Regions from separate parts of the Homo sapiens genome. Here region 2 is linked to region 1. Evidence: chromatin loops called from intact Hi-C (ENCODE). Cell type or tissue: Caco-2. All regions are shown on one strand. Links, peaks and the distances in the headings refer to the core of each region. The heading gives the core; the rest is flanking DNA.

The links. Peaks named below come from ENCODE experiments on the same cell type or tissue, not always from the same donor. Only the 100,000 strongest peaks of a DNase experiment are listed, where the experiment ranks them.
Region 2: a loop joins it to region 1, with 16 times the contacts of the local background. A loop is called at or near these places in 3 of 110 quality-filtered maps.

What each region holds. Positions count from the first base shown.
Region 1 is chr3:73,494,681-73,510,467 of GRCh38, reverse strand. All of the region lies in intron 3 of PDZRN3 (PDZ domain containing ring finger 3), which reads left to right. Among named protein-coding and RNA genes, the nearest start is that of PDZRN3-AS1, 120 kb to the left of the region's middle. RefSeq lists enhancers at 7,732-7,801, 10,894-10,973. In Caco-2, for the core only: a CTCF peak has its summit at 7,593 (motif pointing right); DNase peaks (open chromatin) are centred at 6,059 and 7,597.
Region 2 is chr3:73,184,388-73,200,174 of GRCh38, reverse strand. All of the region lies in intron 2 of LOC107986098 (a long non-coding RNA gene), which reads right to left. Among named protein-coding and RNA genes, the nearest start is that of EBLN2, 130 kb to the right of the region's middle. RefSeq lists an enhancer at 7,803-8,097. In Caco-2, for the core only: a CTCF peak has its summit at 7,968; a DNase peak (open chromatin) is centred at 7,974.

The sequences.
Region 1 (15,787 bases), core at 3,082-11,081:
CTATAACTGGATATTTAGACTGCAGCTTTTTTGCTTTTCCAAGCAATGGTGCTGCGAGCCTTCATAGACCTTTTTCCTTGTGCGTGTATATGTGCTAGTGTTTCTTCTCGGGTAGAGATCTAGAAATGGAGCCACCAGTTTCCAGGCAAGACCAGACGTAAAAGGTTGTACATAAGGAGCACTAGTTTTACATACCCATGAACTATATTTATTACGGTCGTGCTTGAGTTCTGGCTGAAGAATTACGTGACACAAAAATGGACAGAGTTAGCTACAGGAGGCAGAAAGCGTGCAGTAGGGATCCTGTTGAATCCTCAAGCTAAGTAGTTTACCAAGCTGGTTGCAAATCTATTTGGTATTTTCCTGATTATCAAAATACTTGCCACTGATAGGAAACATTTGTTTGAGGGCCTCTCCTCCTCCACCCCCAACCTCCAGTGTACGACAGATGAATCAGTCATGGTAGAAGAAACAAATGGCTTTCTGTTGTTACTGCTTCTTTAAAGATAATCCGTTGTTTTCAAAACATTTGCAACGATTGCTTTCAAGGAAAGGGTGGCTGGAGGCCTCAGCCCCTGATTTCCCCAGGTGGAAACATTTGCAGTGGGTTTTCAGGGAAGTCACAGAGAAGAGCCGCCCGCCCGTGCCAGGATTCAAGGCAGGAAGTTGTCTGTTTGGTATTTACTCAGGCGTCTTTGGGCAAGAATTGATTATTCAATCAGAGTTGAAAGTTACTGCTAGGAGTTGCTTAGGCAGTAAGAGAAGAGGCTGTTTTCCTTGGAAAGGCCTAAAAGCCTGAATCTCCAATTTAAAATTAAATTTTGCTGTGACTTTCCTGCAGGATCTCAGGTGAGAGATACTTCTTGCCCTCCAAGACTGAAAGCCTAGTTTGTCAGTACGTTAGTTGAGTACTGAGGGAACGCCCCTTTGAGCCATAGCACTGGGAGATCCAGAAGGGACATGAGCCACCATCTCTTTCAATGACCTTGTTTTTATAGAAGAGGAAACTGAGCCAGGGGAGATGAAATGATCAGCCTAGTGCCCACATGTTGGAGAAATTACAGGACAAACAGACAGAGGTCCAATTTCTGCACCTAAAGGGCTGAGACCGCATGGGTCTGCGTCCTCCTGGGTCCGCCCTTTCCTGTGCCTGTTGCATGGTAGATGCTTAGTGAGCGTGTTGCCCTGAGACCATCCCATCTCCAGATGGCTGGTTTCCAATGTGATTATGAGGGCAAAGTCACTTCCTCACGGGGGGCTTGGAAAGTAAAAAAGGAAAAGTCAAAACACATAAGAAATGGAAATAACAGAGTAAGCCTGTGTGTTTTAAAAACTACTATTTATATCTTGCCTCCTTCCACAAAGGATTTAAGGCAGCTTAGGAGAGTTAAACACCAACACCAGAGCCCTCACTACACAGTAAGTAACTAATTGCCACGTGAGGCTTACAGATAAATGCTGAGAGCCTGGGTGGGGGAAATTGTCTTTGCTGCTGCAGAGACGTTTTAGGCCTGTCTGGATAAACCATAGGCATAATATATAAATAGAACCTCAAAGGGACACTAGGGGCTCTGTTGCCAGAGGTTTATTTTTCTTTTTTGGTTTTTGTATGAGAGGGCCTTGGTTATGGCTAGGGAAGTGGACAGGGGAGAGAAAAAATATTTATTTTCCAATGTATCAATTTTGTGTGCCATACCCTGCCTTTTCACATATCTCTTTCAGAAAGTTCTCCACGTTTACATTTCTGGAGAAGTTAAAATGAAAGACCCTGTTTACATTTATAGTTAAAATTAAAAACAGGATTTACCTGGGAGCTAATACCCTCCAGTGACTTAAGGTTGGAAATTAAGGCTTCCTGGCTTATCTTTCTTAAGGATAGAAAACTGTTCACTCCTAAATCGCCCCCTAGTGGTCCCTTAAGTCACTGATAGTCTCCTGCCCGAGGAGCTGCACGGCAGGTCCCAGTTGGAGGCACCATCATCTGTTGCATTGCTCCAAGGTGAAATTGGCCATCACGATGACAGAATTCTGCAAGGAGAAACTTCGGTTGACTTTTCTTCTTTCACTCCCAGGGTTTTCCTTTATGTCTTCACTGCTGTTTCCAGATTTCTGAAGAACAGTGCAGGACTGAGTTTATGCACGAAGCTCTGAGGACCAAAGGTGGAGGGAGGTCTTCCTTGAAAATTACTTTGCTGAGGCCTTGCTCCTTGTTCAAGGCAACACTATGGGAGGGGTTGTATGGTGGTGGCTGCTGCTCAGCAAGGGTGTCCAGCATGTGCCGGGGAAGAGAGGTTTTTTGAAGTACATTTCTAGTCGATAGCCAAGCCTATTGTGAAGAGTGGGAACAGGGCTGGTAATAGCTGCATCTCTTTTTTTTTTGAGACCGTCTCAGTCACCCAGGCTGGAGTGCAATGGCACAATCTCGGCTCATTGCAACCTTCACCTCCTGAGTTCAAGCCATTCTCATGTGCCTCAGCCTCCCAAGTAGCTGGGTTTACAGGCACGTGCCACCATGCCTGGCTAATTTTTGTATTTTTAGTAGAAACGGGGTTTTACCATGTTGGCCAGGCTGGTCTGGAACTCCTGGCCTCAAATGATCGCCCACCTCGTCCTCCCAAAGTGCTGGGATTACAGGCGTGAGCCACTGCGCCCGGCCAGCTGCATCTCAGAATTTTTGTTAGCGAGTCTGACTTACAATTGCCAATACCTGAGAGTTCCTTTAGTATGCAGTTTTAGATCTCCACTAAGGCTTCATTTAAATACATCTTTTCTTTGCCAAGTGTTCAGCTGCCAGTAGTGATTTCTCATATGGCTGATTCTAATTAGACCTGACATTGTCAAACTCCATAACTTCTCCAAGTTACAGAAGTGATACAGTTTCATTTCTAAAAGCACTGGAAAGCTCAGAGTGAGAAGTAACCTGTCATCTCACAATACAGAAAAATACCTATGCCTTACGTGTGCTTCATGAGGGGGTGGTAGAAAATGAGAATGAAATGGCCGGGCACGGTGGCTCACGCCTGTAATCCCAGCACTTTGGGAGGCCAAGGCGGGCGGATCACCTGAGGTCAGGAGTTGAGACCAGCCTGGCCAACATGGTGAAACCCCATCTCTACTAAAAATACAAAAATTATCCAGGCATATGGTGGCAGGTGCCTGTAATCCCAGCTACTCGGGAGGCTGAGGGAGGAGAATCACTTGAACTCGGGAAGCAGAGGTTGCTGTGAACTGAGATCTCACCATTGCACTCCAGCTTGGGGGACAAGAGCGAGACTTCGTCTCAAAAAAAAAAATGAGAATGAAATCTATGCTTATATGTGTGCATAAATGTTTTTAAAAAGAGATCATTTTCTGAGTGTATTGTTGCCTACTTTTACTTTGCAGTGTTCCACAAACAATATTTTGTCATTAGGTAGTTTTTCAGCCTCAGGGCTTTTAATGGCTATGTAGTATTCAACCTATGCCTGTGCTGGCTGTGATGCAATTTACCTCACCTATTACTATGGTTATTTTTACCATTAAAAACAATGCTGGGTTGAAGTTTTTTTTGTTTTTTTGTTTTTTTTTTTTTTGAGACATGGTCACCTGGGCTGCTGGAGTACAGTGGCACAGTCATAGCTGATTGCATCCTCAACCTGGGCTCAAGCCATCCTCCTGCGTCAACCTCCCTAAGTACTGGGGTTACAGGCATGAGCCACCGTGCCTGAAGATAATTATATGTAAATCCTTCCATTAACTTATGTTTTCCTTAAGAAAAATTTCTAGAATTGGAATATTTGTGTCATCATTTTAGATATCTCTCCAGAAAAGTTGTGACTATTGCTTTCCCACAGATCATATTCGAGTAAGTCTTTTCCCTGCCCCTTCCATAATACAGGGTTATTTTCAACTTTGGCCATGTTGTTGAGTAAAAAGTGGCACTAGATTATTTGAGTAGCTGATTGTTATCTAGTTGGATTGAATTTTATTTTCTTTTTCATTAGCCAATTGTATTTCTTCTTTGGTGCAGTTGCTTATGTTCCCTGTTACTGGGCTGGGCTGTTTATCTTTTTTCTTATTGATGTAGAAAAGCTTTATTTGTATTAAAGATGTCAACCTTTTCATCTTTGTTGTACACATTTATTCCCTGAATATGGTTTGCCTTTTCCTGAGACTGGGAGATGCCAATCATTAATTATATGATCAGAAAACTGTTATCCTGCCCAGGCCCGACTTCAGAAACGGACGTTGCAAGATCAACCTGACCAGCCCTGGGGCCTGTGCTCTCTCAGCCCTGAGGTACCACCTGCACCCTGTTATTCTGCTTATGTTGATATTCAGACTTGAAATTGTTCTGAGGATATCTTGTGTATTTTATCTCAGTGCAGAGATAATGAGTTTCACATGGATGGAGGGGATCACAGTGGACACCATTTCCTTTATTTTTTTTCTACCTGCTCTCTACCTGCCCGTACCTGAGTTCCATGGTTTGTGGCTGTGTTGATTCATGGGAGTCTTAGGGGGGATACTTGTCATATTTAAATGAGTTCACTTGACCATCCAAAAGATGGTTGAGTGCCTCCTCTGTGCTTATTACAGAGGGATTGGTTGGAAAGTCGGTTGGGGGTCTCTAATCCAGCGCAATTTTATTTTTTGCCTCAAATTTTTAAATAGAGCTTATTTTTCCTCACACTGACTTTATGTGCTGTTTTTTTTTAAAAAAACAAGAGGACATATCAAATCACCTATAAACTGATGCAGTTTGAATATGTGTGCTCTTCTGATACCCAGTAAGTTTCTGATGATGAAAATAAATGACCTTTAATAAACAAGTTACTTAGTAATATGTATATTAAACAAATAGTAATTCGTATTGTAAGGTTCCAAGCTTCGAAGGCTTGACAAATTCAATAGAATATCATCCACAAGGTAGACAATTTGAAAAATCCTGATTTTCTGATAGGTCTACTGGTTTGTTAAATAAAATGTTTTTTTTAATTTGAATAACCAATTGATGTTTTGCAATTTTTGTTTGGGAGAGGTATTTTTGCATTATTATTTCTACCCAGTGTATTTGTAGTCTGATTCTGCTAAAACAATAACAAAAATCTTGATGGAGTAAAGATAGTTGGGTGAATTAAATTCTATGACTTTTAATTCTGTGCCTTGAATCCTGAAGCAAAGTCTATCTTTAAGGACTGGGGTTTTCTCAAAGGGCTCAATCAGAGGGTAATTTCATATCAGAAGTGCTCCCAAATGATTATTCGTGGGTAACCAGTTACATAAAATGTCATCGTGTATAAAAGTATAGTTTAGTTCTTAATTAAAAAGCAAAATCTTTGCCTTCAGCTTCGTAATCTCATACTCTCAAATTCCAAGCCACCTCCCATGGGTGTCACACTATCTTAGACTAGGAACGGGATTTGGCTATAAATAAAAAACTAGATAGAATATCATTTCCAAAGAGCCAAGGGCACTTGCTGGAGTTGCTACAGAGACTATCCTTTTCCTATCACAAGCACATTCATATGAAAACATTGTTGTTTTGCTTTTTCCATACTTACTTGGAGAGAATTTCCCAGGAAGCCTTTTTGTGTATTTCCCCACAGGTCAATCAATTATGTTGTTAATTAATATAATGAAAAATTAGATCATATACATGCACTTAAATGATACTAACGCAGTTATCTTTATATATACAAGCTAGTGACTTATGTGGGTATAAGACCTCCTTAATAAAAAGTGGTATACTTTGGAGATGGGAAAGTGGCTTGTGGTTGCAGGGAGGTGTTAAGTCACAGCATTATTTCACTTCTTGAAAATGAAGCCCTCAGAAAATGGAGTCATTACAAAATATGTCAGATCTGTAATCACCAACCAAATGATTTGTCAGAAGCAGCCCAGGTTAATAATGGCTGTCCAAGAAAGAGTGTTCAGATGCATGTCAGGGCCGAATTGAGTCCACTGGTGTGGCTGAGATGAGGAGTCCAGAAAAATAACATTCTCTGTTTGGAACCAGGAAGGTTGTCATGGAGATGAAAATCTTCCTGGTCCCATAAAAACCCTGCTTGTCATCTGACTTGAGCCCCGTATTTGCACAGGTGGTTCTCCTGAGAAGGGCTGAGTAAAAACAAATCTATTCTTCCTGAATGGCGCCTTTATGTGTCCAAGAGAATATGTTTCCTTTCTTCAGTCCCTCAATTAATGACCCATTATCAGCTAATTAAATCATGTAAATTTTATGTGAGTTCATTTGTTACACCACATGCTAACTAAGTCTATTCCTGTGTGTTTAACCATATAACTGTTTTAATTGTGAGAATGAGGTACATCAGGTGGGCATCTGGAGAGAATAATAAAGTACTCAAGAAAAGCAGACACACATACACAGCAGTGTAATATTAATTTCTGTTTATAAAGAAGGCAGAAATATGAATAAGTGAATGTCTAGCACATGCCCTGTGACTTCGGGATACTGTGTTCAACTCTATTCTCTACAGAAAAGGAGTCACATGGCTGGGTTTCTGTTTCGCTGAGTTACGTTTCAGATGCAGAAGTCGACTGCATGATACAAAAACACATCTGTTTAGGCTCTCCCCCTCCCCACTCTTGCTTTCTTTCCTATGTGTCAGAGAGCAGAACTTGATCTTTGTATACATTTTGTATAAAAGCCTTAATTCTAGGTTTAATTTCAGTTTGTGATACCTTTCTGCCCCAAAAAAGTTCAAAGCTTTTACCAAGTTTCTCAAGGCACGTTCATGGTTGCACTGAGAGAGTTGAGTTCAGACACAATAAATGCTGTGTTACATTTTTGGAAACGTACTTGTATTGTCATTTAAGACCTTGCAAAGTACATAGGGAAAAGCATTAGATGATGTCCTCTATAGTCAAAAACTACCAAACAAAGCAAAAGAAGAATTTTTTATTGTTCATTGGATAAGGCCAAGTAGACAGCAATGGGAATAATACTTTCATTAAAGCTTTACGGATAAAGAAATGATTTAAAGTGAAGAAATCATACTTTTTTTGAAGCCTGGTATTTAAAGAATGAAATCATACTTCCTTGAGGTTTAAAAATATTCATGTGTAATGCTAGACTTTGGTTATGCATTCCCAGATGTTTAACGCACTCATCATTTGTAAATGGAACTTACGTCAGATTTATGACCTCAGAATCTTCAAGTAAATAAAGGACCACTTATACATTTGCTTGTAAAGGTAGCACCTAATAGAGAAAATTTGAGGGAACCATTAAAACAAGTATAGGTTTAGCTTATAAAGGAAACACTAGTATCTAAAACTAGTTTAATTTCTTTTAAATGGACTGGGTTACCAAAGTACTTCATGACATTTTATGTTAGTAAAATGTTAAAATTTTTAAGTTAAAATCAAGAAAGCATTGAGATAAAATTGTTTTATTCAAAACAACAAAACTACTATCCATGATAGTATAATATTCTCTGACCAACAGTATTCATATACACAGCCCCAGAAGTGCAAAACCACAACTGTGTTTTCACACCTGTCTCTTGCAAATTCTTACTTAACAGATCAAAATGACCATCTTGTAGAAAGTATTTTGTGTAAGACACTGTCACCTGTGAGCCAGCAGGTGGTGCTCTGGTACCACGTCTTGATCATTCGTTTCAACTGAGAGAGGAGGGCTGCAGTCTCAATGATACCAGGCTCTAGGATTTTCTGTAAGATGCCACACAGCTGATCTTTAGAAATACCTGGCCTCTGGGGGATTTGCTTTCCATCTGACCATTTAACATCCTTGACCGAGCTGCCTTCTCTATAGCTGTACTGTTGAAATTTGTCATTTCTTACAGCTGCCTGGTTTCATGAGCTGCCAGTCTCAGAACATAGCATACCATAAAATAGGAATTCTGACCACGCAGCCTTATGGGTAAGGCAAGGGAGGGAGTTGAAGGGAAACCGCTATAGTAAAAGAAAACTCAGAAAGATAAATGTTAAATAGAATCAATGGATATTGGAGAAGATAATTTTAGTTGTTGGTGGCCTTAACTTATGGAGAACTCAGTATCTTTTCTCAGCTCCACCTAACAGTTCCCATCTTTTAGGAAAGCAATTATTTAGATGCCAGAGAACACCATTATGGAAATGGAATCTTTTTAAAATAAAAACCTATCATTTTGACTGCAACCAAGTTATAGTTTTGACTGAATGCATAATTATTACCCCAAACAAAAGGTTTTATACCTGATTCCATGCCATGATTCTTCATTGTGACCCTTTACTTGATTCTCCATCATGAGCAACCAAATCAAGATGCACATGTGTAAGTAGTGCCTTATTTTTTTCTCACTTAGCCCACTGTTGTTTCTCTTTGCTTAATAGCACAGCTCTAAGAAAACGGTTGCATTTGGTCTACAAGCTAGCAGCAATTCAAGGAGCTTCATTTTCTAATGACTTGTTTTATTTTATTTTATTTCATTTCATTTATTTATTTTGATACTGAATCTGGTTCTGTCACCCAGGCTGGAGTGCAGTGATGCGATCTCAGCTCACTGCATCTCCGCCTCCCAGGTTCAAGCGATTCTCCTGCCTCAGCCTCCTGAGTAGCTGGGATTACAGGTGTGTACCAACATACCCGGCTAATTTTTTGTATTTTTAGCAGAGATGGGGTTTCACCATGTTGGCCAGGCTGTTCTTGAACTCCTGACCTCAAGTGATCTGCCCGCCTCAGCCTCTGAAAGTGCTGGGATTACAGGTATGAGCCACCACACCTGGCCTTCTAATGACTTGTTTTAGAATGTGGATGTCAATGTCACCCACCTTATTCTCACCAAATATGGAGCTAGAGAGCCAAGTTTAACGAGGTTTTCCTTTGACACCCTGAGAGCCTCGCGTTGCATCCACTTCTTTCCAACATTATTATTTATGCTTTTTACATAGTAGGCACACAGCAGGTATTTGTTGAATGAGCCATTGCTAGATTAGAAGTGGGAAAGACTGACAGTCGAATCGTTAGGAGTCGTCTGCAGTCGTCAAGGTGAGTGATGACAGTGGCCTGTATAGGGAAAGGGGGAAGCTGGAGATGGGATGGATGTGCCCTGTTGGAGAGACAGATTCCACAGAATCTATGAGCAAACTCCAGGAACATGTTAAAAGTAGATGAGATCCTGAATGGAGGGCATCACCTCCAAAGCCCGTGTCCCAGTTGACAGTGGAAAGGACTCAGAGAGATGCCTCTAGCTCAGGTGAGGAGTGGATGTGATTTTAAGCCAAGGTGGAAAACAAGTGGGGAAACTGGTTCTGCTGTTAAGAGCCCAACAGCTGTGGCTATGTGTTTGGATTTTGCGACTCGAATCAGGTTCATTAATTATGGCCAAATGTTAGCAAGAGTTTATAATGATAAGCTGTGCAAAGAGTTTCAAAAATTACAAGTATTTCTGAATTGCTTACACGGACATTGGTAGGGAAAGAGAAGAGAAGATGGAAAACAAGGAATATACGACACCATGCTTGCCCTTGAGAATTTTAGAGTCTGTCATGGGAGACCAGACTTGCACGTAGGAGGCAAAACACCAAGTAAGAAAAAAAAAGAAATGATATAGCTCAACATGAGCAGAAGAGTTGGTGGATAGATTCACATAGGCAGCAGTGGATCAGTTAGGCTGTGTGAAGAAATGAAAGCCTTAAGATTGAAGGCTTTGGAGAGAAAAAGAGGTTTCTTTAGAAGGCATTGGTGTGGTGGACAGAGGTAGAAATGACCTGGAATAAATTTTTAGGTGGTTTAAAGGGGTGACCCAGCTTGGGAGGAGGCGAGAACTGGCAGGTGGGCTAGGCTAGGTTAGTAAGATGCCAACATAAAAAGATGAGGAGCTTTACCCTTAATCCACTCTAGAACAAGAAGGCATTGTTGGGAGGAAAAGAGCATGTTAAGGCTGTGTTTTAAGAGGATTATTCTGGCAACAACACTTATATAGAGTGGAGCCATGGTGATTAGCATTCAGCAGTCCTGGCAACTCAGCTCAGAAATATTCAGGGCCCAAAGTGAAATGTGGCAGAGCTCATGTGGAAATGGGGTTGGAGAGGGGAGTATCAGAAAGCATTTTAAAAGGCCAAGTTCAATCTTAGTGACAGATTAAAAAAATAATAATAAATAATAAGGACAGCCAGGCACAGTGGCTCATGCCTATAATCCCAGCACTTTAGGAGGCTGAGGTTGGAGAATTGCTTGAGCCCAGGAGTTCCATACCAGCCTGGGCAATATAGTGAGACCCAGTCTGTACAAAAAATTTAAAAATTAGCCAGCTGTGGTGGCATATGCCTGTAGTCCCAGCTACTTGGGAGGCGGAGGATCACTTGAACCCATGAGATCAAGGCTGCGGTTAGCCATGATCACGCCATTGCATTCTATCCAGGGTGACATAGTGTGACCCTGTCTAGAAGGTGGGGGAAAAAAAGCAAGGGCTTTCTTTGTAACCCCCATTCCTGTGGTGATGGGGTTTTCCAAATAATGAAAGAAATCCTCAACACTAAATAGCAATAACAACCACAACAATAATATTAGCTAATATCCACCAGGCTTTCTGTGTGGCCAGCTGTGGTCTAGGCTCTGTATGTTGACTCATTTCATCATCACAATAATGTAGAGGTAGGTACTTTCATTATCATCATTTACTATAGGCAAGGAAGTTATGTCATGGAGAGATTATGTAACTTGCCAAGAAAATACGACTAGGAGGTGGGAAACCCAGGTATGAGCCAGGGAAGCTTCCCCAGATCCCCTTACTGCTTTTTGTAATCTAACAGAAGACCCAACCACCACCACCACCTCAGGCTTTGGGCATTTTAGAGGATGTCATTTAGATGCCACAATATTAAAATTTCATCGATTTCTTATCTAGCGATTGACTAGAATAGTTTCAGAATTAGGATCATTCCAGAAAATCCAGAACTTGTGGTTGTTAATATCTAGAGCATCCACCCTGGAGCCTTACACGAATAGTAGCAGATGCCTCAGATATGTTTTAGGTGGTGAGTTGGTGTAAGGACTCGAGACAGAGATGACTGTGAGTCAGGTCTGAGAGCCTGGGAGGGGAGCGGCTCATGGCTCAGCCTACATGTGTGAAAACCACAGCGTGTGGCCATGTGAGTTACCAGCGTCACCTGGGGCCAGCCTGGGCCTCGTAGGTTTATAATTTGGTCATGGATGCTCCCTAATCACACTATACGGATTACAAATGAAAACTCCATGAGATCAGGACTCGCCGGTCTTCACTGATGTTTGTAACCAGTGCCCAGAGCAATGCCTGGCACCTGGCATTTGCTGAAGGGGACAAGGAAAGAGGCATGCTGTTGGCAGGTGGTAAGGGATCCAGGACACTCAGCAGAGTGATTACGGAGCATAAGAACCAGCCGTGTGGTTGTTTATCCCTTTCGTGCGGTGTCACCGGCCACTGGGAATCTCCTGGTTAAACCTCGTCTCTCAGGCAGGAACAGAGCCTGGTTTCTGCCTATGCTGGGACCCTGCTACCCCAGCTTGTATCTCAGAAGACAAGCAGCAAGCCTGACCAGCGACCCGCACAGCCAGCATCTGGGTCTATGCTGTGTGTATTGTAAAAAGTTAACATACGGGCCAGGCACGATGACTCACACCTGTAATCCCAGGACTTTGGGAGGCTGAGGCAGGTGGATCACGAAGTCAGGAGTTCGAGAACCAGCCTAACCAACATGTGAAACCCCGTCTCTACTAAATATACAAAAATTAGCCAGGCGCGGTGGCGTGTGCCTGTAATCTCAGCTACTCAGGAGGCTGGGGCAGGAGAATCGCTTGAACCCAGGAGGCGTAGGTTGCAGTGAGCCGAGATTGTGTCATTGCACTCCAGCCTGGGCAACAGAGCTAGACTCCATCTCAAAAAAAAAAAAAAGTTATGAATCACTGTGGGCTTGGAGCATCTCCCCCTTTCTCCTGCTAGCACAAAAAGGTAGCGTTAGGTTATAGGGAATAGCAATTAATTCATTGTTTTTGATGTTGCAGTTAGGGAAAAAGTACTCGACCATTTTTCAAATGCCTAGGTGGTGTTGTTTAACTCTGGTGAAAGCAGTGCTTAGAGTCCTGTGTTCTCTTTTGATACTGGAGCCAGCGGTAGTTTGGTACATACTACCAACTGTCCCCCAACACTAACCACTGAATGTCTACTTATCCCAGCTGGGAAGGCCAGGAGCTTTTCAGGTTAGTCGGGATACACATAAAGTCACTGTGGATGGACTTGATAGATAGAAACTCAAGTCAGGAGGATGGAGAAAATGGGATGGGTCTGGGAAGTATTTTCAAGTGGAGTGACAGGGATTGATGACTTACTATGTCTGGAAAGTGAGGGAGGGAGAAAGATGATTTTTGTATCTCTACATGACAGAGGCAGATAACCAGGATTTGTGGCCTTACCTTCTCTGGCGGAACTTCAGATATAACAGATCTCTGCCTAGAGGAGAGGAAGGAGTTAGAACCAGCAAGCTCAACTGTTGTTACCTCAGCATCTTCCCAGACCCTACCACCCTTTCAGGTCTCTCTTCAATTATCAGCATACTATACCTAAAGTGCTTCTCCCTTGGGCAGTGGTGGGGGGTTCTTGTGGGTGTGGGCCCAGAGGTTCGAGTCGTGCCCCTGTTACGTCCCCATCACTGCGCTGAGCTGTTGGCGGGGGCGGGGACGGGGGGCGCTGTGCCGGCCCTAAATGAGTTTTCTTTCCTCCCTTATATCCCTAGATATATATGGAGACAAATCTGTTGCTGTGTGCTGTCCCTGTTGTAAAACCATTTGAGGTATATTTGAAACAAGATTAACACGTTGATAACTGTTTAAGCTGGGTGATGGGTACGTAGAGTTTCAGGACGCTGTCCTCTACTTTTATATACGTTTGGAATTTTCCAGAATAAAAAAAATTTTACAATGGCAATAATCACCTTTAATTCTTGAGCCTTTCTGTACTTTGAGTTTTCTTAAATCAGGATGCACCTCTAATATCAGCAGTGATAATGAATCATTTGCTTTATAATAGTAGCTGATATTCCAGCTCTTTTGATTAGTAAAAAAGTTAAAAAAATTTTTTTAAAGTAGCTGAATTCACAAAAATCTGATCATTTGGCTTAAAGATGAGTTTTCATGGCTTTCTTCATTATTGATAAATACACCAAGAAAAGCAGGACCAAAATCCCACAGAAGCTGTTTCCACATTTACCTAAGTCTCCCTGTAAAATGCATGTGTGTTACTGCTCTCCAAATGTACATTTTTTTTTCTGTTCTGAGTGTAAAAAGCAGACAGAACAGGGAAGCAAATGTTCCTGAATGGCCACATTTAAATTAATCATATGCTGTCTTAAAGAAAGCAAAATAAACAAGCTCCAAACCGAAATACTCTGTAGTATTTACCCAATTATTTTTAAGCATAGAAAATAAGGCCCAAAGTGTGTATTAGTCACATTTTAACATCAGAGTCACCATATAATTTAGTTCATTTGTTAACCACATCAGCACACGTGCGAATCTCAAAACCCTGCCATTTGCTGTGCCCATACGTTAATGATTCTGCTGAAGACAAGGCCAAATACAGGACGGGAGAGGAAGAAACTGTGTCCTCAGTTAGCTTCCTTGAATATAATTAGTAATGGTCAGCGAGCTATTGATTACATAGTAAAACTTACAATTGTTTGCTAATTTGAGGGATGGATTGGCCACCTGGTAAAGCTTTAAGTAAAATATTTTTTAAATAATGTGGGGTTTTCTTGGGTTTGTATCTTTTTAATTTTTTTACCTTTTTTATTACTAACTATAAAAGGACTTTTTGTGTGTTGAAATTTGAATATGGATGGATGTTAGATGAAATTAAAGAATTGCTAATTGTGTTATGTGATATTAGCATTGTAGTTATAATTTTGTTTTTTTTTAAGTCCTCTTTACTTAGAAATACGTTATAAATTATTTCTGTGTGAAATGACATGGTCTCTGGGATTTGCTTTTAAAAAAAACACCCAGGAAATAAAAAGAATGGCGAGTTGACATATGAAACAAGAATGGCAAAATGTTGATTAATCATTCAAATTGTGTTGGGTACATGAGAGTTTATTAAGTTAGTTCTCTATGTTCGTATATATTTGAAAATTTCCATAATAAAGTGTTAATAAGGAATCAAAGGAAAGATAAACATAAAAATCAGAATATTTACCTCTCCGAAGAAAAAGAATGAGGTAATTGGATTGTAACCCTCAATAGGCATCAACAACTTGGAAAATGTTCTTAAGTTAAATGATGGGTACAGGGTATTTTTTATTCTTTGTACTGTATATACCGTGTGTGCATTATTTTGTATGTATCATACATTTCACTTTAAAAATAAATGAAGTCCATCAATATGGAGCAGTTTTTTTTTTCAAGTGCATATCTTGACTTGAGACTTAGTCTTTCAGGCTGTACTTTGATGAACAGATAATCCTTATAATTAACACATCAATTAAGAACAGATATATGGTGCTGAAAATCTTGGCAGGGGGGATGGGGATAGGGGGAAGGGTAGGGAATTAGATCAAGTAAAAAATCGATGTTGAGTACCAGCTATGGTTTCTATCTTAATTAGGCAACCTTCCTTAAAGATATAGCAGTTCTTGAAAAGCAAGAAGAGTGATCTGATCCTTAAAAAGTGGAGAAAAATAAACAACTTTCATTTACATAAACTTTCTTTGGCACTGCATTTTTGCTATTGCCAATATCATAAAAGTCTGCCTTGTGTTTTATAACACTGGAAACGTGAGCATAAATCAGTCCTAGAGAAGTTCTAGCCTTATGTGTGTAAAGAGGCTTATGCCTCGATGTTCATTGCAGCATTGTTTGTAATAGGGAAAAAGACAATCAGAAACATCCTAAGTGTCCATCAATAGCAGAATAATTAAATAAAGTATAGAATTAAAAATAATAAGACAAATATATGCGCACGGATAAGAAAGGTCTCTAAGACATGCTGTCCAGAGGAAAAAAAGTTACAAAATAATACATGATGTTTGATGGCATTTATGGGAAGATGCATATACATGAATCAATATAAATCTGTAAGTGAAAAGATCTGTGAGGGCATACCCCAGGTAGATGTCAGTGGTTTCTCCTTGGAAGAGGAGATGACCAAAAGGAATTTTAGCTATATTAAGCATGTTCTAATTTTTTTTTACAAGCAAAATATATTTGTTTCTTACTTCCATAATTAAAAATTCTTTTAAAAAGCAAACCACTTGCTGAAAGAATCTTGCTATCGAAAGAAGCTTTTCAATAAATGATTTTGTAAAATGATTGTTTTTCAGGGTAAAGTGATTGTTACATTTTGTAAAGTGATTGTTACATGGGCATATTGCGTGATGCTGAGGTTTGGGGTATGCTTGATCCCGTCACCCACATAGTGAGTAATACCCCATAGGCAGTTTTCCAGCATTTGCATTCCTCTGTCCCCCCTCTAGTAGTCCCCAGTGTCTGCTGTTGCCATGTTTATGTCCACGAGTACCCAATGTTTAGCTCCCACTTACAAGTGAGAATATGCATTATTTGGTTTTCTGTTCCCTTGTAACACTATCTCTTCAAGTTACATGTTTTCTCGATTGGGTGTTGGAAAAGTAAGCTATATCTTCTATACTGTGGAAAGTTAAGGAACCAGAAATCATGTTTTTCATTCTCTAAAAAATTATGTGTGCTCTTTAGATATTATCTTTTGATACTGAGACTACATAAGTGTCCTTCAAATAATGCAGAAGAAAAAGATCATAGGCAGGCAAAAATTACTTAATAAATTAAGCTTTT
Region 2 (15,787 bases), core at 3,123-11,122, 310 kb after region 1:
ATCAATGCCGACACCATCAAGTCAAGCAGCATTGTTAAAATCATTATAATTGCGTGTGAAACATCTCATGTTTCCAAGTCGCCACAGCTCCTGGGAGCATTTAGCAGTTGGGTTTTGAAGAAAAATAGAAAAGGAGGTATCGGGGGAAAAAAGGTGAAAATTCTATTAAAAAACTATTGTTTGGATAGCAGTTGATGACATAAATACACACACACATACATAATGTATATATGTATGTATGTGTATATGAAATATTTTAGGTTTCTATTTGCCACAACTAAGTCTCCACATTAATGTGACTATAATGCAATAGATTAAAAACAAAGATAATGCATTGAGGTTGAAAAACAAAGCTAAATCTTGAAAATCAAATTGCATCCAAAATTAAACAAATATGCCCAATATTGAAGAAATGGAAGTATTGCAGGTTGATGAATAATTAAACAACTCAAAATCAAACCAATGGTGGGGGGGAAGCTGCTTTAAAAAATATCAGAGACTTAAGGGCATAAATCATGATTTATAACCTATCCCAACTTTGACCTCATAGAAAGCAGGAAAGATCAAAGGTGATGTTTCATTATGTATTTATTGCTTGGCCAAACCATTTTTCATCGGTCTTCATTTTGAAAGATCTATATGGAGTATGTACAAATTCTTATACATAGAACCGTTGCAGGGAAATTTTTATGTACAGAATTTACCATGAAATCTGCAGATAATAGTACAATATGCCTAATTTGTAATTTCCCTGTCTCTTTCTAGATGTATAGCATTGCAGCTTTATAGCCAAAAGATGCAAGCTGCAATGTATCATGGGAAGATGGCTAACAGTTCAAATACAGTCACTGTAATTCCGCAGAGACCTTATTCTTTAATGCTGTAATGAGGATATCACTAAATGACAACCACTGCCACCATTAGCACACATATCCACACATGTGCAAGCTAGAAAATCCCATTTAGAAAGATTGCCATGTTATATCTAAAACGAGGTCAGGTATAAAAGATTTGAGGTGTGATTGCTTTTTTAATTGGGAATGCTTCAATCAAATTAGAGAATACGCTTTTCTACGCCTTTCTGTGGGGAAAAGACTAGATGACATCACTAGTTTGCCTCTAACTCCAGAATACGATAATCTGTTAACTAAGCACTGAAAGCAGTACTGACCCCAAAGGTAGTTTTGAAATACTTAAGACACCCCTAGTTACCTTGACTGGTGTTATAACAGTCCCAAAATCTATTTTAACGCATTTTAACATTTTTAGAAGATGGCACACCAAGTTAGCGTGCCTGTGTATTTGAGGAAGAAAGGAAAGAGAAAGTCACTCGGAAAACATAAGCTATATCTTGCAATGCAGGCAGGTCTAAAGAGGAGCTGGAAATTCTGAACTAGCACCAAAAGGGCATGACCTAGACCACCCCCCACCATTGTGGCACAGCACGCCCAAATTACCAGTTTATTTTCCCCCATGCCTCAAAGCAGCCACAGCCCATGGACAGATCATCTCTGGTTATGAACATCTTCATCAGTTTACCTAGTAGGAAAATGTTGGTACAGTAAAATTTTCCTAAATGATGTTCATTGGAAGAGATGTTAATGAGTATTGTGTTTTCCAAGGTCCAATTAGGTTAGTAAATTCTGAGTTAAACAAAGCTCAACAGGGTTTATTATCTTAAGGCTTTTCGGATCCTCTAATACACTATATGCTGTGAGTCCCTGGAGGGAGATAATCTCCTGTAGCTTTCTCCAGGTAGATGCAACCACAGGTATTTTTGTTTGCCTCTTCTTTGCAGAATGTCTCACATGACTGGAGTTCTCAGGAAAACACCCTGGGGAATGATAGAATGATGGAGAGTCATTGGATCTACGAAGACTAGGATACAGCTCCCAACACTTTCCAGCCATGTGCACCCTTGAGCAAGTGACTCTCCCAGAACCTTGTGAAATGGGATATCTGGGGAGGGTGAGCAGTGACCATAACCAGCTCCTCTGGAAGCAGGTTTTGTTGATATTGAACCAGGTTCCTTCTGCTGCATGTAGCAAGCCAGCCACTATGACAACAGGTTGGGTTTTTTGTCGTTGTTATTGTTGTTTGAGATGGAGTCTTGCTCTGTCGCCAGGCTGGAGTGCAGTGGCGCAATCTTGGCTCACTGCAACCTCTGCCTCCCGGGTTCAAGTGATTCTCCTGCCTCAGCCTCCCAAGTAGCTGGGACTGCAGGCACGTGCCACCACACCCAGCTAATTTTTGTATTTTTAGTAGAGACAGGGTTTCACCGTGTTGGCCAGAATGGTCTCAATCTCTTGACCTCGTGATCCGCCCACCTCGACCTACCAAAGTGCTGATATTACAGGCATGAGCCACCATGCCCGGCTGACAACAGGTTTTACAAAAAAGAAAGAGTTGATTCATGAGGCAGCCAAGAAAGGACGTGGGAAAACAGGTGTCAAATCTGCCTCCCTGAAGATGGAGTTTTAGGGATATTTATGAGATAGAGGCTCAAGGCAGGCCAAGGTGTGGGGAAAGATGATTGGGCATAAGAAAGAGTGAGATACTGGGTGACCTGCACAAGGTAGTCGAGATTCATGGATCTTCATAGAACACATGTTCAGAAAACAGCGGCATTAGCATGATCTTAGGGAGGAGTTTTCAGCTTTCTGATGCCAAAAAATCACCTCGCAGCCAACTGTGCAGGGCCTAGTTGAAGGACTGTGGTTTCAACCAGTTTGAACTGGGTAAGAGCTGTCCCCTAGTTCCTAAAAAACAACTTTAAGCAGCTGTTACCATGGTGACCTATCTGTCAGAGATGTTCTCTCTAAGGAGCTAGTGGATTGCTTAGCGACGTGATGTTTAACTATACAGGTTTCAAGATCAACTAGAGGTGGGCAATTAAAAGCAAGCAAGGCAGGTTTCTTTTGGCAGCTTCATCGGGTTAGCCCTCAGCTTCATAATGGCACAGTGGTTGCTATCCCAGGCCTTGGGGTCCGACCCACCTGAATTAAAACTCAGCTGTCTTGAGCCCAGGAGGTGGAGGTTGCAGTGAGCCGAGATTCCACCACTGCACTCCAGCCTGGGTGACAGAGTGAGACTCCATCTCAAAAGTAAAAATAAAAAATAAAAATAAAACCCAGCTGTGCTACTTTTCCAGCTGTGTGAACTTTTGTATTGCAGCTCCTTGGGCCACAGATGAGTCAGTTCATCTATAAACCAACTTAAATGAGATGATGCTCTTAGCCAAGTGTCAATAAACAGCAGTTACTCTCAGACCCTACCCAGAGAGACCAGAATAATAATTAACAAGGAGCCATCTTTCATGGAGCATGTGGTGAGTACTTGTCCCCTGGTGGCTGCTCAGCTTCCATGTCCCCTTCCCAACAGTGGCCTGATTCCCTCCAGGGAATCACCTCTTCGTGTGCAGTCTTAGTGGGATGGTTATTACAGAGACTCATGCCCATTATGGAATCCGAATCACAAAGCTCCTTCTTCCCATATCCATGTCCACTGGTACAGACAGAGGAGCCATGTGACTCAAGCTCAGCCTCTAGGATTCTCTCTGCTGGGACTCTGAGTTTTGGGGGTCACCATGCTGGAAGATGAGGTTAGAGTCAGCCATGTGGGGGGTAGCAGGAGCATCCCTATTCCCAGGGGGCTTCCAGGCTTTCTACCTACTCCCAAGTCTGCAGCTGTAGTATCCGGTTTATTTACTAAGCCCCCTAAATCCATCCGATCAATTAACCTTATAAACATGAACAATATTTGTTATCAATAGCACACAGAGGAGCAGAGACATAAGTCTGGAATAATTTAGGTCTGGTCCTTGCTGGAATCCAAGGAGGAGGATGAGAAGAAGAGGAATAGACATTCCTAGAAGTGAAGAATAAACTGAACAGCAGCCTCATGTATGGTTCTCACTGGGGTGTGTCCTTCATGATCCTACCTGAAAACCAGAAACTTCTCTATATTTGAAACAGGAAATTTAAAGCAGGGAATTGGCCACCCAATGGAGAAAGAGTTAAGAGGCCACCAGGGGCCACTGAGGCAGTCCAGAGATGAGCAACAGCAGGACGCCATCACAGCCTAGAGGTTAAAGAAACAGGTGGGGGGCCAGGCGCGGTGGCTCATGCCTGTAATCCCAGCACTTTTGGAGGCCAAGGCAGGCAGATCACGAGGTCAGGAGATCAAGACCATCCTGGCTAACATGGAGAAACCCTGTCTCTACTAAAAACACAAAAAACTTGCCAGGCGTGGTGGCAGGCACCTATAGTCCCAGCTACTCAGGAGGCTGAGGCAGGAGAATGGCATGAACCCGGGAGGCAGAGCTTGCAGTGAGCCGAGATGACACCACTGCACTGCAGCCTGGGCGACAGAGTGAGACTCTGTCTCAAAAAAAAAAGAAAAAAGAAAAAGAAACAGGTGGGAGCTAAACAATGACAACGCATGGACACACAGAGGGAAACAACACACACTGGTGCCTTTCACAGGGTGGGGAGTGGGAGGAAGGAGAGAATCAAGAAAAATAACCAATGGGTACTAGGCTTAATACCTGAATGAGGAAATAATCTGTACAACAAGCACCATGATACAAGTTTACCTATGTCACAAACCTGCACTTGTACCCCTGAACTTAAAAGTTAAAAAATAATTAAAATCCCAAGAAAGTTAGCTACAGTTCTTTGTCAACCATCTTAATTCTAAGTTAGTATAAATAATCTAGTTGTATGGGAATAGTCCACACTGTGGACTACTTGGAGGGGAGGAAGAAAGAGAGGGGTGGGTTGAAAAACTACCTCTTTGGTACTATGCTTGTGACCTGAGTACAATATACCCATGTAACGAATCAGCACACGTACCCTCTGTATCTAAAATAAAAGTTAAAAAATTTTTTTTTAATTTTCTAGCCTGGCATGGTGGCTCACGCCTGTAATCCCAGCACTTTGGAAGGCCGAGACAGGTGGATCAACTGAGGTCAGAAGTTCGAGACCAGCCTGGCCAACATGGTGAAACCCCACCTCTACTAAAAATACAAAATTAGCCAGGCATGGTGGCACGCACCTATAGTCCCAGCCACCTGGGAGGCTGAGGCAGGAGAATCACTGGGACCCAGGAGGCAGAGGTTGCAGTGAGCCAAGATCATACCACTGCACTCCAGCCTGGGCAACAGAGCGAGACCCTATCTAAAAAAAAAAAAAAAAAAAAAAAAAAAAAATTAATTCAAGATGGAGTAGAAACTTAAATATTAGACCTAAAACCATAAAAATCCTAGAAGAAAACCTAGGCAATACCATTCAGGACATAGGCATGGGCAAGGACTTCATGACTAAAACACCAACAGCAATGGCAACAAAAGCCAAAACAGACAAATGGGATCTAATTAAACTAAAGAGCTTCTGCACGGCAAAAGAAACTACCATCAGAATGAACAGGCAGCCTACAGAATGGGAGAAAATTTCTGCAATCTACCCATCTGACAAAGGGCTAATAACCAGAATCTACAAATAACTTAAACAAATTTACAAGAAAAAAACAAACAACCCTATCAAAAGGTGGGCAAAGGATATGAACAGACACTTCTCAAAAGAAGACATTTATGCAGCCAACAGACATGTGAAAAAGTGCTCATCATCACTGGCCATCAGAGACATGCAAATCAAAACCACAATGAGATAGCATCTTACACCAGTTAGAATGAAGATCATTAAAAAGTCAGGAAACAACAGATGCTGGAGAGGATGTGGAGAAATAGGAACATTTTGACACTGTTGGTGGGAGTATAAACTAGTTCAACCACTGTGAAAGACAGTGTGGTGATTCCTCAAGGATCTAGAGCTAGAAATACCATTTGACCCAGCAATCCCATTACTGGGTATATACCCAAAGGATCATAAATCATGCTGCTATAAAGACACATGCACACGTATGTTTATTTCGGCACTATTCACAATAGCAAAGACTTGGAACCAACCCAGATGTCCATCAATGATAGACTGGATTAAGAAAATGTGGCACATATACGCTATGGAATACTATGCAGCCATAAAAAAGGATGAGTTCATGTCCTTTGCAGGAACATGGATGAAGCTGGAAACCATCATTCTGAGCAAACTATTGCAAGGACAGAAAACCAAACACCACATGTTCTCACTCGTAGGTGGGAATTGAACAATGAGAACACTTGGTCACAGGGTGGGGAACATCACACACTGGGGCCTGTCGTGGGGTGGGGGGATGGGGGAGGGATAGCACTGGGAGAAACACCTAATGTAAATGATGGGTTGATGGGTGCAGCGGGCCAGCATGGCACATGTATACTTCTGTAACGAGCCTGCACTTGTGCATATGTACCCTAGAACTTAAAGTATAATAATAAAAAAAAGAAAAAATTTTTAAAAAAGAAATAGAAGAAGTGTGATATGGTTTGAATGTTTGCCATCTCCAAATCTCCTGTTGAAATGTGATTCCCAATGCTGGAGTTGGGGCCTGGTGAAAAGTGTTTGGGTCATGGGGGCAGATCCCTCATGAATGGCTTGGTGCCCTCCTCATAGTAATAAATTCACATGAGATCTGGTTGTTAGAAAAGAACCTGGGATATCCCCTCTCTTGCCCCACCTCTCACCGTGTGATGCACCAGCTCCCCCTTCACCTCCTGCCATTACCGGAAGCTTCCTGAGGCCCTCACCAGAAGCAGATGCCAGCACTGTGCTTCTTGTACAGCCTGCAGAACAGTGAGTCAAATAAACCTCTTTTCTTTATAAATTACCCAGTCTCAGATGTTCTTTTACAGCAACACAAAATGAACTAACTCAGGGTGGCTTTATCTAAGCCCGGGACCTGGGGCCACCAGCATAAGCTAGAACCATCACATGCCTTCAGGCATACAATGGAGACAGAGCTGCTGCCAGAAACACTGCCCAAGGCAGAAAGGTAGGGCTAGTGGGGAAGATTCCCTTGTTTATTCCTGCCCCCTGGCCTCTAACCTCCTACCCCTGCATCCCATTGGCCCAACCCAGACAGGTGATAAAAGAACCTGAGAAACACAGCCTGCGAGGGTCAATCCCCTCTTCCTTGAGCACAGTAGTAGAGCAACAAAGAACGGATCAGAGGCAAATAGGCCCTGGACTGGCAAACAACCCCTCACACATGAAGTACGTGATGCCTAATAGGCTTTGGTTTGTATTATTCAGGGTTCCTTGGGAACCTCCTGGCCTAATCATGTTTTATCTTTCATGTGAAACAAAGCACTTGCAGTCACCTACCTCCTACTCCCCAAGTCCCATTTGTTTCTCCCTAAAAATCCTGCAAGAAACATTTTATTTGCCCCTCTTCCAGATGTTCTGTAGACTTATTAGTCTCAGAGGCTCCCAATGCTCCTAATTTCAGTAAGGATTCTATCCCACACTGAAAATGGAAGACACTTGCTGTATTTATTGTTTCTATGGTAAAAATAAAATCTCTAAGAAGTGAGCACTAGCAAAATAAGGATGAATGCCTGGGTCTTTTCGGTCTTATCACACAAAGGACATATTTTATAGGGGCTGTCTTTGTATGTAATTAGGATTCCCTCAACCAAATTTAATACTAATTTTTCCTCCAGGGGAATTTCTGATGAGATTGTCCAGCAAAGGGGCCATCTCCTAATGGGATTAGCTGATCAAGATTGTCTCCTGATACATGGTGCCATTCAGCAGCCATTTTAGAAAAAAATCGCAACTGGGGGAGGGGGGATAAGTACAGCTGATGAAAAACAAAAAAAAAGCAAAGACCGAAACAACTTGCTGGCATGGCTCGAAGAGCTGGGTTGGCGCTATTTCTGCCTCAGGTAGCAAGGGGGAGGGCTGGTATATTTAAGCACCTTGGTAAAGAGATCCAATCTTGATACCGACAATTTACCTTTGCTCTATACTAGAGTTATAGGGCATTCTGACCACAGTGAGACACCTGGGGGTTGGGAGTGAGCATGACAGTGATTGAGACAAATTCACCCCCTCTGGTGGGCGACTTAGAGCTCCTATTTTCATGGGGGTAGAGCAATGGCTCATACACTCAGACTGGACTACATCCTCCAAAAGACTGCATTTCCAAAGAATCCTAACCCTGGCCCAGATTCTGTTCTTGAGGACCTCTCATTGGAGAAAAGTGGTGGGAAAAGAGAGTCTTGAAATGGGCTAGAAATAGCTCAAAACATCTGAAGCCAAAGCAATCCTTTCAATAGAGATTACTGAGGGCCAGGCAGGGTATATGATCCTGGAAATAAAAAACGACAATAAAACTACAGTACCTAGGAGTTGGTCTCCTTTTCATAATCACCATACACTGGCAACTAAAGAATGTTAATGAAAAAATTATCCGTAAAACAAAAACAACAAAAAACTTTCATTGGTGCAAGTCTAAATAATCGTGGTTACTCTGTTCAGTTTCAATAATACATATATGTAAGCTTCAAATTAGCATGGCTTTCCAATTTATCCTTTAATAAACATCATATTCTACATGAAAGTAAATTCTGAGAATGTATTATAGTCATCTCTGAACACACAGGGACTCAACTGCTCGTGTTGGTATCAAAAGTAAGTTCCCAGGCTGGGTACAGTGGCTCATGGCTGTAATCCCAACACTTTGGGAGGCCAAGGAGGGCAGATCAATTGAGTTCAGGAGTTCAAGACCAGCCTGGCCAATATGGCGAGACTCAGTCTCTACTAAATATACAAAAATTAGCCAGGCATGGTGGCGCACACCTGTATTCCAGCTATTTGTGAGGCTGAGGCACGAGAATTGCTTGAACCTAGGAAGTGGAGGTTGTAATGAGCCAAGATCTCGCCACTGCATTCCAGCTGGGTGAAACAGCAAGACTCTGTCTCAAAAAAAAAAAAAAAAAAAAAAATTCCAAATAGTTTGAGCTTGCTGTGGTCACAGTTCCTATTTCCAATCCCCAGAGGACAACATATTTCTGTGTTTACACAGAAGCTCCAGAATAAAGACAAAGACAACACAGTGGTTCTAAAACCAACAAACAGAATTCCAGTTCATTCAATTGTGTCATTTAGTGTGATCAATTGGAGTGTTTATGTTTAAATTTTTTCAAGTGCAAAGACGTTTGAAACCCCCTAAAATCCATCCTGAATAAACAAAGATATGGGCAATGTTGTGAATTCTAGAACGTGCGGTGAAACACTATTTTTAGGAATCACTGTCAAATTTAGCCTTATATTTAAGACTTTCCCCAGTATTTGTATATCTGTTGCTGTGTATGAAAGAAATGTTTTAAAATTAAAATTAATAACTGTTGTGTGACCAATCATGAGCAAGGATAGCTTGACAAAACTGGCTACCATCTGCTAAACCTGCATATGTGAAGATCCACTTTATTAAAGTAATTGACAGACTGGCAGAAGCTTTAAAAAAAAACTATATTACTACAATAGAATATCTGTATAAAGATTCTCCCCATTTAAAAAAACACATTAATATAATCAAGTTTTAGTTCACTACTTTTTTTCCATTTTGGTGCAGTAACATTTATTTTTTAATAGCATGACCATACATAAAGTTGATAAAAGAAAATATAGACTGAGTGTCCTTTTTGTCCATTACTATCCTTTGTTTCATTTCATAATTGTTCCTGAAAATAATTTTGTCATATAAAGAAGGGAGGGGTCAAATATAGGAGGTCTCTCCTACAGGTAAATCTTTATTGAAGAGGAAAATCATCTTGTTTATTCCCCTTCATCGTCAGCCTCCAAACAACCAAAACAAGAGTTGAAATTCTTGATTTTATTTTCCTTAAGAAATTCTGTCCTAAATTTGACTAAAATAAAATTCGAGTCTGACAGGTTTTTCTGTTTGTTTGTTTGTTTGTTTGTTTGTTTGTTTTTTGAGACGGAGTCTAGCTCTGTCACCCAGGCTAGAGTGCAGTGGCGCAATCTCAACTCACTGAAACCTCCGCCTCCCGGGTTCAAGCAATTCTCCTGCCTCAGCCTCCTGAATTGCTGGGATTACAGGCAACCACCACCAAGCCCAGCTAATTTTTCGTATTTTTTTAGTAGAGATGGGGTTTCACCACCTTGGCCAGGCTGGTCTTGAACTCCTGACCTCGTGATCCACCCCCTCCACTGCCTCCCAAAGTGCTGGGATTACAGGCATGAGCCATCGTGCCCGGCCAGGGTCTGACAGGTTTCGAGGGTCACTTAGTGGAGCTTACACTGGGATGCCATTACACTAGGGTGTCCACCTACTCTCTTCTAGGATGGGCTTCCCAGACTCCAAGCCAGATTTCCACCTTCCCTTTGCCTGAAGATTTATCCTCTTTCTATATAAGAAATACAGCAGGTCCCATTTCACCAGCTCTCATCCCATGACCAGTCTCACCCCAAACAAATGGAGTATTTCCACAACCTACACCGTCTTGTCTGCTTCCTGGCTCAGTCAGACAACAGTTCCTAAGTAAGACTTCTTGTGGTTGTAACAAGAAGTTCTTCACTGTCTGAGTCCTCCAAGAGCTTTGTTCAAGATGTCAAACTAGAGCCCTAGGCATCACTGAACATAGACAAAGCCTCCGGGATGGACCTAAAGTCTGGGATGCCTTGAGCATGAGAGACTGGGTTGGTAGGACCTTGAGAATAACTGCATTAGAACTTGGACCTCTTGAGATTCCATGGGAGTCTTTTCATTGCACTGACGCTCCTGGCAGAATAAACCTCTTCTGTTCTATGAGGTCACTCAACCAGCAGACATCTTAATGCCATTTTCTAAAGCTCCTTCAATTTTGGGGAGGACATTTTGTTAATTCACTGACTTTAGCATCCAGGCGACCAGGGGTGGAATCCCAGCTCCGCCACACTAAGGCAAATTCCTTAACCCTCTGAGCCTCAGCGTCTCACTTGTCAAATCATGATGCCCCCATTGACCTCAAAAAGAGATGCAAGGATTATGTGAGTAAATATATTTATTCACCCCAGCACCTGGCACGCTGGAAGTGTTCAAAAAGTGGTGGATATACGCCACTGCTATTATTTGAACAAAAATTGCCACCAAAAGAAGACAGATGGACTGCATAGGTTAAAGATTACTCATGTGACAGAGGATGTCAAATAAATGTCATTAACTAAAAGAAAGCATGTGGTGGCTATTGGCATGGCAAATATCAAATTACAGCAGTCACAACAGAGAGAAAAATCCACATCACTAGTGTGTCACATGGGTATGGATGGATGAGAGTCCCTTGGGAAGGTTTGCTTTCATCCAGACAGGGCCAGCTGAGAAAAGATGTGGTGGGGGAGAAGAAGCAGGAGAAGGAGGAGGAAAGAGGAGGAAAAAGAAGAGGAGAGGGAGAGGGGGAGGAGGAGGAAGAAGGAGGGGGAGAAGGAAAAAGAGGAAAGAGGAGAAGGGGGAGGAAAGAGAAGAAAAAAGGGGGAGGGAAGAGAGAGGGAGAGAGAGGAGGGTGAGGAGATGATTTATTATACTAGTCCCAAATTGGATCTCATAAAACTTCCAAGAGGGTGGGGAGAGAGAACCAAGTAGGAAAGGAGTCAGCAACAGAATTGTTATAAGGCCTTGGACGCATCTCTAAGAACTCCACAGTTCTTTCTCCTCTTAAGAGGTACTCCAAAAGAAAGGCAAAGTGTGGCTATATAGATCAGATGTTGTCAAAAACGTTCTAACAGGGAGTGCTGTAAAATGCAAGCTCTTGAATAAAATCTAAGTTTGGAAGATTAAGAGTCAACTATGCCAAAATATTAACTGAATTATCTGAGGGAAGTAGAACTGAGCAATGTTCATTTTCTCCTTTGTATTTTCTTAATCTTTTAAGAATTAAAACTGCGTTACTTTTTGAATCAAAATGGAAACCTTAATTTTTGACCTCATAAGTTCAATATAGGAATTATGTATGACATCAGTGGTCCCCTTGGGTTAGATATGGTGGGAAAAATAGGACAACTTCATAGATTCTGGAATTGAAGTAGAAAAAAAAATGTTCTGGTTTTGCAATCAGCTTGTTTGAAAATAAATGAGGCACTATAGAACATTGAGAATTTTTAAATGGGGGTAGGGTACAGAGGGGAGCAAAGTACAGGGCAAAGGAAATGCTTTATGCTATTGGAAATAGATGCTAAGTCCCAAATAAATCGTTAAACTTTATCTTTAATCAAATATCATTGTAAACACAGGCCCCAAATCTTACAAGAAGCAGCCTACAAATTATGTTTTTGGAGCTGGGAACACAATCTTTCTTCAAATCTAGGCCCTAGAGTCTTTAGGCCCCCTACCTCAATTCAAGCCAGAGCTATGAAAAAGGTAGAGATACAGTTAGGTACTCAATGTATGAGTCACGTTTTGCAAACAGTTGTCATTCCATTTCTAGAATGATCTCTGGGATACTATAATATAAAGACTCTGAACACACTGGATGGCCAAGAAGAGGGAAAAACATGCTTCTACATATAAGCAGACTTTAATATTTCAAATTTGGGCCCACCTGATTAGGGGGTGGGAAAAATTAAATACTTTTACATAGTAGAAAAACAATAAAAGAAAAAGAAGAGGGGCAATGCCAAGGGGAACATTTAATCTACCAAAAGAAACCAGTGTTTTCAAAATGTGTTTCCTTGTGTGTGGTAGTTATCAAAGATCCCTGGACTCTACCCAAAACTGCTGAATCACTATCACAGAGCAAAGCCCCCAAATCTGCATTTTACCTCATTTTCAGGACGTTTTTGGCACGTTCTAGTTTGAAAATCTCTGCTTAGGAAATTATTAAGAGTGAGATATTTCGGTAACTCATTCGAGATCTACCAAACAGCTCTTCATTTTCTTATGTGAAGTAGTGAAACCACTATCTTTCCGAGACTATTTTCTGATTGGCCTTTTGCTAATCAGACATAGGCCAGTATAAATGAGCAAGAAGTGAGTTTCTAAAACCAAGTGAATTCCCTAAAGCCATACACACATCTTAAGAATCTTCAATACTCCTGGTATACTGTAGCTACTTGCCTTGAGCCATATATTCCTCTCTGGGTATCTTCCTAAATTCAAGAACCTTTTATGATGAGGAATTAAATGTCTCCAGTGAACAGAGAGAAATTAATTAGCACCCACCAAATGAACAACTATTTCATTCCCTGCATGAATGTATATTTTGCTTTTGACACAGCCTGAAAAACACGGAGAAAATCTCTGTAAGAATTAGTTATGCTCTATGGTTTCTGGTGGAGCTGCAGAGACTCCCCCTTGGGCTGTTATTTGCAGTATTTACTTTTTTTTTTTTTAACTGAATTATCAAGTGAAAATCCAATTGTTCCTAATGGTGCTCACTCTGTGTGTTTCCCATTCTCATATATGAGAAAGGGTTTATTATCCATTTGTAGTAATTAAGACACTGATGTTATATAGATCCATAAAAATCCTTCATTAAGCCAGTAAAGAGCTTTTCATCAAAATCATGGTAGCTAAATATTTATTTAAAAATAAAAACCAAATTAAAATGAAGGGCCCCCCCCCCAAAAAAAAAGCAACAAAAAATTGCTATGAGACTATTTTGAAAGTTGTTGTGGGTATCCTGAGCAGTTTCAAAGCATGTAACTATATTTTCTTACAAAGTAGGAAACAACCCTAACTGGCAATCCATCATGGCTGGCTATAAAGAAATGAAGTAATTAACCATAAGGAAATAATTCAGCAAGATGCTAACAGTTTAATAACATTTGAGTATTTGCATTTAAGCCTTATTGTTTTTAAATGATTTCATAATTGTTTTAGATTTGCAAAAGGTGCTAACACGTAAACAAAATAAAAAGCAACACAAGATTTTGTGTTAGATATGGTCAGTTGAATGTGTTATTAGATACAGGAATAAGGTTTGTATTGTCCTCATGGAATTTGGAATACAGCCCTTGGCAACACAGGTCTGTACAGAAAAAACTCCTCAGCCTTTAGAAGCTTATACACCTCCCCAGCCAGGGGAAAAAGGAGGAAACTAAACAAATCTTTCTCATGCAGAGAAAAACCTCATGTTGTTATCTTCCTTCCTATTACAAGGGAAGTTCATCTAGAGAGCCACAGCTGAGAAAGGAAAACATGTTGATTGGAATACGTAAGAACCCCCTTCTGTGTACCACTTGGGGATAAAGATTTTATTAGAAAGAACTTTCTTCATCTTTGAAGCACCTGAAAAAATTACAGCCAAGAAGAAAGCTGTAGTTGTCCATTATCAAAACCTTCTGTCCACAGTGGAAGCTTTCTGCATTTCCATCACCAACCATGGGGAGAAACTAGGGCTACTCCTATTTTCCATCAAACACCAGAACAGTGTTTCTCTCACAGGACTCCAGGGATAGATTCTAAAGTTTCTATGAGTCTTCTACATTTTATTTAAATATCCTGCCTTAATTTCTATGATAGCTTAAAAAATATCTGAAGGACTAAGTATTACCATAGGGCCATAGGGCCCTCCCTCCTTTGCAATTGCATTTATGAACATATTGGCACCAATGAACATAGCTTCAATCAATGAGGGTTAATGAGAAGAATAATAATGGTAGACTTTAGATTAAAAATTATATTGGTGGCTGGGCACGGTGGCTCATGCCTGTAATCCCAGCACTTTGGGAGGCCGAGGCGGGTGGATCACGAGGTCAGGAGATCAAGACTCTCCTGGCTAACACAGTGAAACCCCGTCTCTACTAAAAATACAAAAACAAAATTAGCGGGGCGTGGTGGTGGGTGCCTGTAGTCCCAGCTACTCAGGAGGCTGAGGCAGGAGAATGGCGTGAACCCGGGAGGCAGAGCTTGCAGTGAGCCAAGATTGTGCCACTGCACTCCAGCCTGGGTGACAGAGCAAGACCTCGTCACAAAAAACAAACAAAAAAAATTATATTGGTGCAAAGTAAAAGCCAACAAAACCTGCTGCATGCCCTAGGAACAACCATTTTGTAATTTTCTGGTAGCTTTTGTAGAGAGACATACTAAGAGAAGTGAGTTATCCTCCAGCTTATGGAGTTTAGATACAACAAACTGAAAAACAACTAGCACCAAAGCAGTCAGGGCCACCCTTGTATTGTGAGCAGCAATTTAATTTCAGCAAAATAACTCCATCCTTAACTTTCAGTTAACATTGTAACTTGGAATTTCAGTGGTTCTTATTTATATGCAGTTTGTAAACGTGTGTTGACTTTACGGTTGTGCTGTGATAGCAGATGTGAGTGAAGATCTAAAGTGGGGTTTCTCAACCTCAACACTACTGACATCTGGGCTGGATAACTGTCTGATGTAGGGGACTGTTCTGTGCATTGCAGGATTTAGTAGCATCCCTGCCCTCTACTCACTAGATGCCAGTAGCAAACATCCCCAAACCACCTCTAGTTGTGACCATCAACAGGGTCTCTACATGAACAGACACTTCGCAAAAGATGACATACATGTGGCCAACAAGCACGTGAAAAAATGTTCAATATCACAATCATTAGAGAAATGCAAATCAAAACCACAGTGAGATACTAGCTCGCACCAGTCAGAATGGTTAGTATTAAAAAGTCAAAAAATAATAGACGCTGGCAAGGTTTTGGAAAAAAAGGAATGCTTATACACTACTGGTGGGAATGTAAATTAGTTCGACCACTGTGGAAAGCAGTTTGGTGATTTCTCAAAGAACTCAAAGCAGAATTACCATTCGATTCAGCAATCCCATTATTGGTTATATACTGAAAGGAATATAAATCATTTTACCATAAAGACAATTGCACTCATATGATCATTGCAGCACTGTTCACAATAGCAAAGATATGGAATCAACTTG